Regions from separate parts of the Homo sapiens genome. Here all the other regions are linked to region 2. The links are chromatin contacts, found by Hi-C in ENCODE. All regions are on one chromosome and are shown on one strand. Each heading gives the region's core, a stretch centred on a gene start or an enhancer-like site at or near the end of the contact. The rest is flanking DNA. Distances are from core to core; before and after follow the strand shown. Region 1 has its middle 15 kb from the start of CXCR4. Region 2 has its middle 20 kb from the start of TMEM163. Region 3 has its middle 210 kb from the start of CXCR4.

Evidence for each region. Hi-C counts contacts between places; a loop is a spot of excess contacts on that map. Pooled maps may share reads with other maps.
Region 1: a loop to region 2 is called in a map with no recorded cell type, with 10 times the contacts of the local background. The contact joins two enhancer-like sites. A Hi-C loop is called at or near these places in 3 of 37 single-sample maps with no recorded cell type and 4 of 50 pooled maps.
Region 3: a loop to region 2 is called in a pooled map, with 4 times the contacts of the local background. The contact joins two enhancer-like sites. A Hi-C loop is called at or near these places in 2 of 37 single-sample maps with no recorded cell type and 1 of 50 pooled maps.

What each region holds. Positions count from the first base shown.
Region 1 is chr2:136,131,563-136,134,749 of GRCh38, reverse strand. No RefSeq gene overlaps it. Among named protein-coding and RNA genes, the nearest start is that of CXCR4, 15 kb to the right of the region's middle. Within about 2 kb of position 1,774, at least 11 of the 41 ENCODE cell types and tissues checked have a DNase peak (open chromatin) inside an H3K27ac peak, as active enhancers do.
Region 2 is chr2:134,737,731-134,740,761 of GRCh38, reverse strand. No RefSeq gene overlaps it. Among named protein-coding and RNA genes, the nearest start is that of TMEM163, 20 kb to the right of the region's middle. RefSeq lists an enhancer at 757-976. Within about 2 kb of position 1,346, at least 5 of the 41 ENCODE cell types and tissues checked have a DNase peak (open chromatin) inside an H3K27ac peak, as active enhancers do.
Region 3 is chr2:136,325,832-136,328,814 of GRCh38, reverse strand. No RefSeq gene overlaps it. Among named protein-coding and RNA genes, the nearest start is that of CXCR4, 210 kb to the right of the region's middle. RefSeq lists an enhancer at 1,368-1,497. Within about 2 kb of position 1,279, at least 9 of the 41 ENCODE cell types and tissues checked have a DNase peak (open chromatin) inside an H3K27ac peak, as active enhancers do.

The DNA.
Region 1 (3,187 bases), core at 525-3,024, 1.4 Mb before region 2:
ATCAAGTGAGGCCAAACTCTGGGAGGTCAGGAATGCTAAGAGGATGATGGCAACCAGAGGATGATGGTTTAAAAAAAAATTAGGAAAGAAAAATCCAAGCCACTAGAAAGCTGCACATAGCAAACCACTCAGCTCAGTGTTAGAATCTGACGTTGGTGAGTGTTTTCCTATCCTTGAAAAGAGTGCTTTCGGGCTTCCCTTTGGTAGCTGGGTCCCCCACCCCGCACCCCCACCCCCTCAACTTTGAAGTTTTGACTCTCTTTCTCAACACCTGAAAAGACAGGCTGAGTTTCACCTTGGGAAAATGCAAAATAGTCAGCTGCAGTGAAGAAAAAATGATTTGCAACCTCAGTCACAGATTTCTTTGAAACACTGTTGTAAAGGGAATTCTGAAAGGACCACTGACTCATTTCAGACAGTGAGCCAGGGTGAATGTTTAATGTGGTGAGTCGGTGACCGAGGAAACCACTTCTCTTTTGGAGCTGTTCATTCTGACTCTTCTTATCTGGGTGCCTTTACCAAACAAACAAGTATCATCTCTTACTTGGGGACACCTGGTTGGCATTTGCAAAAAGAAAGGAGTTCCAAGAAGAGCTAAAATTATCAACAGCAGAGACAGCTCAGTTTCTGCTATCTACGGGTTCACCCACAGGGATATCATAATCAAGAAGCAAAGTGATCGATTTGGGAAGTGAGGGGTGAAGGAACAAAGATTCATAAAGAACAATGGGATTGGAGGTATAAAATATACCCTGCTCCCCATACCCAAAATGGAAAGTGCCACTTGGTAGGTGGCCATGTGCTGCATAAAACATAGCAGACAGTTAATGTCAACTCAAACCATTCTAGCAAGACATTAACTTAGAGGAAACGCCAGGAAACTGAGAGGTTGGAAGAAAGAAGAGGTGTATTCCTATGGACAGCTAGCTGCGAGGTCATCCTAGTCTGTTGCTGGTACATTCTACTTCAACCTAGAGCTGACAGCGTAGAAAAGTATGACTCATCTCTAAATAAGATCCCTGGACAGACTCATGGAAGTTCTGCTGCTCCCCAGAGAAGATCACCTGGTGGTCATAGGTTTAAAGACCTTACGAGGCTGGCCCATGGGCCGAGATGCCATTGTGCAGGGCAGCAAGGCCCACTTAGGTAAGAATATACCACATGATTGGCCTCACTGTAGAGGCCATCCCTCGCTTGGAAGCCATCTGGAAGTAGATTTGAACTTCTAAGTGACATCTTAAACAGCCCAAGTCCCAGTGATCATTAAGATCCCTGTGACCAAAAGAAGAATCTCTCCTGATCACTTGTGCACTCCTCAGGGACCAGGCAGGAAACATGGGGGCTGGGCTGCTGCCTTGAAAGCAGCCTTTTGTTACCCCCTCACACTGGAGCAGCTGTAAGAAATGGGTGGCTGCTGGCTGAGTGCAGTGGCTCACACCTGCAATCACAGCACTTTGGGAGACTGAGGCAGGAGGATTGCTTGAGGCCAGGAGTTCAAGACCAGCCTGGGCAATAGAGTGAGACCCCATCTCTACAACAAAAATTAGCTGGGCATGGTGGCACACACCTGTAGTCCCACCTACTTAGGAGGATGAGACAGGAGGGTTGCTTGAGCCCAGGAGTTAAAGGCTGCAATAAGCCATACTCACACTACTGCACTCTAGCCTGGGTGACAGAGTAAGATCCAAGAAAAGAAAAGAAGACAAGAAAAGAAAAGAGAAAATAAAAGTGGCTGCCACCCCCCTGCTCACCATCAGCTTCTGGGGGAACCCAGTGAGGCACCCATCTGCTATGGGTATGAGAGAGAACATCAAGCATCTGGCTTTCCTGATCTTAATGTCTCTTCACATTAAGAATGAGGTGAGCTTCTGATTCTCTTGTCCTGCTCCTTCCACCATAGTCTCTATATGGGCTTTTATCTTCTAGAGAGGAGCACGCCCACCCCAGGACTGGTACCCAGCAGGTGTACCACCAATGTTGATGATACTGATGACTAGACTTGCAGCAGGAGGCAGGCACTATTATTATCTCCACTTCACAGATGAAGAAACTGAGGCCCTAATCCATCAAGTAACTTGCCAAAGCCCCTCTGCTAGTGAGCCCAGGTCTCTTAGGATGAAGGGAGGAACTGAGTGTGTCAGAAGCTCTTAAACAGCACTGCCCCCTCCCTGATTCCAGCAGTGTCAGTCTCCTGCCGCTGGGCTCCCACCTACTTGTGTTTGCAGTCTCACTTGTGGGTTCGAGGTCATAACTCTCTGTCGCTCCTCAAGTGCTCGTCACACCCACTGTTCCCTGGTTTCATTTGTACATTGGGGTTCCAACTGTCAGTCCCCAGCCGGCACACAGGTTTCACTTCCCTGAACCCTAATTCACTCATTTTTGAAATAGGGATCTATCTACCAGAGTGGGTGTGAGAAATAAGAAACGGGGTATAAATATAAAGCCTGCAGGAGCCCCACCATGACGCTGTTCACGCCTTAGTGAGCACTTCACAAACAAAAAGCACCGTGATGAGGTATTTGTGTCCTTTCATAACAATCTTCTCTCTCAACTCTGGCTGACATCAGAATCACCTCGAGCATTATTTGAAAAGGCGAATGCTCAAAGCCCCGCCCCAACCCTGCCAAATCAGAAACAACCAAGGTGGAGGTCCTGGAATCTGAATTTACTTTATAGTAAACAGCGCTACCTGTTAATGCAGGGATCAGGGCCAAGCTAACGTTCATCCCACAGGGAGGTTCTATAAGGGATTCCTGCCGAGAGTGGGAGGTAGGTTTAGAGGACCTGAAAGCTCCTCCACAAATAACAACCCCCTTATGTAGTTGGTTCTCGGTTGATAGCTCCCTGCTGCAAGCAGTGTGGTGATCAGTGTACAGAGAAATATTTTTTCCATCCTATTCCACACTGGTCGTGTCCCAAGCTCCACTCTCTGGCAGCCCAAGTAGGGGTAGATAGGCTCTGGGCACCAGACAAAAACTGTATTCCCTTTAGGGCTGCCTTTCCTCTGCGGAACATGAAGATCACTTTTAACAACCACAAAGTTTCATGAACCACCAGATGAAAGCCAATCGTGCTGGTAGTGTGGTAATGTCTGTTGACGAACAACATTCGTTTTTGGCTTTTTTTTTTCTTTTTTTTTTTTTTGAGACAGGGTCTTACTCTCTCACCCAGGCTGGAATGCAGTAGT
Region 2 (3,031 bases), core at 97-2,596:
ACTCTGTCTCATCGTCCTATTTTAATTCTCTATGTGACTATCGCATCCTGTAGGTTTTCGTGGTTCTATGTTAACTATCTCTCCTCGCTTGAATGTAAGCTTCTTATGCACAGGACCCTCATGTTTTTTTCTTGCCAATGTCTTCCCACCACCAAAATCAATGTTGTCACATGGTAGACAGTAAATACTGGTTGAAAAAATGAACATCAATAACCACAATAATAGTTGCTTTTTGGCAGCAGGTGCTGATTCAAATGGACTGATGTAAGACCAGGTACTGATTTAAGTGTTCACAAATACCATTTCATTTAGTTCTCTAAAATAATCCTAAATGCAAATATTATTTTCCCCCGTTAACTAAGAAGGAAATGAGGCTTAGGAGAGACTAAATAAGGTTCATGGCTACACCTTTATTAGGGTGCGGGGCAGGGCAGCCCCAACTAATCTATACCTCGACACACATCCTATCCTCTTTGATTACAGGCAGGAAAAGCTGATCCACCAAATTAAAGGTGGTGGCCTCGGGCTGACAAATCTCTGTGGAAGCCCAGGGTGAGGCCCCTTTGTTCTGAGCGGTGGCCTGTGTGAGCATTTGAGGAGGTGCTGTACAGCAAAGGCCCTATCCGTGGCACAGTCTTGATGAGTAACAGACAGACGTCTTTAGAGGCTTTGTTTTCACATCCTCTTTTTGAAAATGGATTTGCTTCCTTAAACACAGTTGGCTTCATCTTTTACATAATACACAGTCATATTACTGCCTTTCGTGAAGCCAGTGTCTTCTTGGCCTCCATGTGTGTCAGCTGAAGCTTTAGACTGTCTGACCACAGAAGCTGATGACCCACAGTCACTTGAATGCTTTCTTCTGTTCCAAGAACCGCACCTAGAGCACCATGGGGATGACCTCATGTCATCCTTGCAACAGCCCAGCTCTGGTTACCTAGCCCATTTTATGGATTAGAACCCTGAGGCTCAAGGGGGCTAAATTTGGCACCCCAAATCACATAACTAGTCCATGGCAGGGGTGGCACAGGATATGAACAAAGGACTGTGTACATTCCTACTGCCTATGTATGTCTGTGCAGCAGCCAGCCAAGAGGCATGTGTTATGTGATGCTTACTATTTATTACTTCTCTACAACAGGGATAAGATAATGATGATGACAATGATAACTCCCAGCCTTGTGATAGGACTTGAGCTTCATTATCTCACAATAGCCCCATAAGGGGTATAGTTGGGGCCCCCACCAGATACACTTTAATCTGCCAGGCACCACCCCGTAGCTGAGTGTTGGCTGCTCACAGGTTGCAGCTGCTTCCTTCTTCTGAATGCTCAGCTAAGGGGAGCCACCTTGCCTAGAAATGCCTGCTTTCCCCCTAGGGGTGGCCACAGACAATGAGTGACAGATATGGGGTGCAAAAGTCTGGTGCCTTGTCTCAAGGTTGCATAACTTTGTGGTGTTCTTCATGCTATGGTGGGATCAGGCTGAGGTGGGATCAGACTGAGAGGTTAAAATGCAGCTGAATCTACATTTTTCTTGGCTTCCTTTTTCTTTCTATCTTGCCACTCACATTCTCTTTCTGAGATCACTTGCACCAAGAATCTGTGTCTCAGGTCCTGCTTCTATAGAACTTCAGACAAGCCCTATGAATCCAGAACTATTGTCCATATTTTGCTGAGCGGGAGCGTGAAGCTGGAGGTGGCTGTCCCCACTTCATCTTGTCCTAGAGATGTGGCATGTCTCTGACCTCCTTAGCCGTGTTGGGAGTGTTCATCTGCAGTGCCCCTCTTTGAAACCACTGCCTCCCAAGGACCAGAGGTGCAATCTCATGGGCTGTGCTCCTCTGGGCCCACTCTTTTTTATCTTCATTCTTTCCCTGGCTTCTGTCTCATCCTGGTTGCCCATCACCCATCATGAACCATGGCCATGGGACACTCTCAGACAAGCTGGAGGCTGAGGTAACCATGAATTTGCCTTGCCCAGCATGATTTTCTTCCTGTGCCTTCTCCTGATAGTAATCCTGCCCTCCAGCTTTGCCCACAGTGTGGACACATGACCCAGGCTGAACCAGGGCACCATCCCTGGCTGGTTACAGAGATTGGCTCAGAAATGAGCACATTGCAGGAACATAAGTCCCTGGATGACCTTGGCCGACCCAGCTCTTCCCCTTCTTGCTTTTCATTCCTAGACAGAAACTACTGAAAATCCTGTAATAAGGAGGAAATGTCTGGAGCAATCCAGGCTACATTCTTATTCCTTCTAGAATAGGATGTTCTGCAGTGCTTGCATTCAGTGGTCCAAGTGGTACCCAGGGTATATAAACCCAGGATGGAGTGCTTTCAGAGTCCCTCAGCTAGAGTGTAATGTGAGGCATGCTTAGACTGCATCTGCCCTTGGCAGCATTCCTGAACCCTGGGGAACTGCTCATGGTGGACCCTGGGTTTCTGTTGATTTTTGCTGCTTAACTGTGAGTAACAAAGTTGCTTTTCATAAATTGTGCCAATGTTCTGTCTTCCCAGACTAGACCAAAAAATGCAAGTGGTGAGGGATTGGGGCTCCTTTTTTCTCCTTGCAACTGTCCTGATGGCGTGGGGACTGCTGCAGCAGCCAGGGCTGCTTTGAGCCCCAGAGTAAGAACCCTCGCAGAACTCTGGAAGCTGGGTTTGTGCAAAACCTCCTGCCAGACTTGAACTTTGCATACATTATCAAGCCAGGATAATTAGAGCCCTTCCTTGGGACTGTTTTATAGAAACTAAGGGAAAGGACAGCCTCCTGCCTCTCGAGTTTTTAGAAGGATTCAAATCTAGGGCTGTCAGCATTCATCTTTCCTGCCATGTGGGAAAGACCCTTCGGAGGTAATATACAGTATGCCGACATTCAGGAAGTGACAGCAGCAAGGCGTGGAGAGAGTAAACAGCAGTCTAACAACAGTGATGCAGTTCAGGGTCTGCCACACCTGGTGCACCCTGTCCTTCCTGCTGACACAAGCCAGCATAGGCTCTGTCATCGATTTCTGTCTGTTTCACCTTGAG
Region 3 (2,983 bases), core at 30-2,529, 1.6 Mb before region 2:
TTTTCTTCATCTGGAAATTTTCTTTCATTTCTCTCTTCTTCTCCCTCACCTTCTCGAGCAATGTGCTAAGACTGCAATGCACTGGGACTTCCAGGGGTCACCTGGAAACTCCTTGGGCCTAAGAGCCAAGGTTCCACCATAGCTGCAGCTGAACTGGTTTGCCCTCATCCCAGGAGCCATCCAGAGATTCCTATCTCAGCAATTTGCAAATGGTACTAAGGCCTCTGCACTGTTCTCAACAATGGCCCAATTAACTGCCAGTTGCATTTCAACAGCCGGAAGGTTAATTGGCTCACATGACAAGGATGGAGAGTAACCTGCACCCCATTAAATTGGTGTGCTCTCAGTACCATTCCACTGCGCTTTCTGCCCGTTTTCACATGTTCACGAAGCGTCCAAGAGACAAGTAAAAGACCCAGGCTTAAAGAAGAGGAATGGCTTCTCATTAGCGGTCCCATCTAGAAGCCTGCATTTTCTCCCTGTTCTCTGCCTCCCTCCCAGAGGCAAACGCAGGAAGTCATCACACCATTTCTGTGTGATGCTCTGCACTTTTGTCATTTAATGGATTCACATTGTTCTAATTTTTTGGTGTCTGGTCATCTGTGGAAATACTTGCTTTTTATTTCTGAAAAGCTTTGGCTGAGAGGTTTTTTGGTTTGTTCTTTTATAACACACACACACATTTATAGTCTCTAAGACTTCTCAGATAATTACTAGACCGCCGACTCTAACACACTGTTTCATCATATTCAAACTGACTGCCCGGATAGAAATCCATATTCTCTCTCTTATTAAGAACCGATTTCCCTTGAGTAATATCTGCCCTGCTATTTTACTCTAGGTAATATTGATCTTCCCACTCTCCTCCAAAGCGCCTTGCAGAGTGCCAATAATGTTGTAAAAGAAACCTTTTATTAATGAACTCCCCACAGCTTAATTTTGTTTAGATAAGTTAAAAAAAAAAAAAGACAGGAGAAAGGGTGCAACAGTTGACAAACTTTTATTTGCACCAAAAGTCTGGCCACCTGTGGAGTAGTTTATAGGGAGTCGGGGGTGTGGAGTGAGTGGGTGGCACTACTATAAACAAAGCTTCAACCAGCTGCCTGAGAGCTCTGAGTCACACAGAGCAAGCAGGATGTCCCACTAAGATACAGATTGTTTGATTACACCCAGAGACAACAGCACCAAGCCCAGCAGGGACTGACACATCAGGGCCAATCTCTTCACTCACTGTCCCAGCGATGCAGAGGGGCCCCCACCAAGAAAACCCAGGAAGCATTGAGAGTGGCTGTGGGCTGACGCGTCCTGTATGTTTGACGTAAACAGGAGTGTATTTTTTCCCAAGATCAGCCTCTATACAAAGAGATTAAATCAGTCCTATACAGAGGAACTGGTTTTCTCATGCCGACCCATGTTTGCGAATGCTGTCGAAAGTTCTTCAGAATGAAGCTAATCAAAGTGAAAGTGATGACAGGACAGATCGTATTCGAAATCCCAGTGACCTGACCACAGGAGGAGCCCCACCACCGAAACCCTGCAAGGAGGTCAGCAGCAAGACCAGGGCAGGTGCCTGGCAGAGGCCTCCGCATCTGCTGCAACCTGGGCCCTCCCAGCCTCAGCAAAAGGGACTTTGTGGCCACAGCTGCAGTTTATTTCACATTCTATAATGATAGCAACTAGGCAGAAGTGACTGTGGACTGAGCAGAACCATCTTCAAATTTGTTTTTATCCTGGCATAACAGATTTAAGTTAACCAGCTATTGATTAAGTAGAGAACATAAGATAGTTAAACCCACTCTGTGTTCTCCCTCAATATCTACCCCTTTAGTCTGTTATTATGCCAGAAATTCTCTCAACTGGGAACAATGTAATGTTATGATTTTTAAAGCCAATAACACTCTGGTTTACATTAGTTTACCTGAATGTTTGGTTGGATGGATGGATGGATAGATGGATGGGAGGATGGATGGATGTGTCAACCTATAATAAAATATTATAAAATAATCTAAAGAGTCAGAACCACCCATTTGTGAAAAACAAAATTTAAAAGCTGTTGGAATCCAAACTTTCTCTGTTTTTTGTTTGTTTGTTTGTTTGTTTGTTTGTTTGTTTTTGAGAAGGAGTTTCGCTCTTGTCACCCAGGATGGAGTGCAATGGCTTGATCTCGGCTCACTGCAACCTCCGCTTCCCAGGTTCAGGTGATTCTCCTGCCTCAGCCTCCCGAGTAGCTGGGATCATAGGCACCTGCCACCACGCCTGGCTAATTTTTTGTATTTTTAGTAGAAACGGAGATTCGCTATGTTGGTCAGGCTGACCTCAGGTGATCCACCTGCCTGAGCCTCCCAAAATGCTGGGATTACAGGCTTGAGCCACCATGCCCAGCCGGAACCCCAACTTTCAAAGAGTTTATTCAAGTGCAGTTTGAGGATGGCCTACCCGGAAACACCAATTCCAAAGAAATGGAGTCAGAGTTTAAAATACAGAAGTTAAGGTTTCATTTATATAGACAGAGACAGAGGAGTTTTTAGCAGGATTACAGCATTTTTCATAAAGTTGTCACATAGTTACAGCAACTTGATTGGTTATAGGCAGTTTCTTTTTGTAAAGGGTGCATTTGTCACCTTTTACAGAGGGTGTAATAGTCATGGGCTGTCTGTCATCTGGTCTAAGCAAAGCAACACAACACAGGGGAAGTTAGTCTGTAACAATGGTCATTAATTTAGAAGGCAGGAGGTTTTTGTCCTTGAGGTCATTTAATTGCCTCTAGCCATGATAGAGAACAAGAAAAATAAGAAAAATAGTTAATCTATAATCTGAGAAACAAAAATAGCAACTCTATGTGACTCAAATCACACTCACATCTCTCAAAGTGTTTTTTGGGTTCCAACAGCTTTTAAATTTTATTTCTCACAAATGGACGGTTGGATGGGTAGATGACAGGATAGATGGGTGGATAGAGGAATGAAGAATGAGAGAAGAGAAG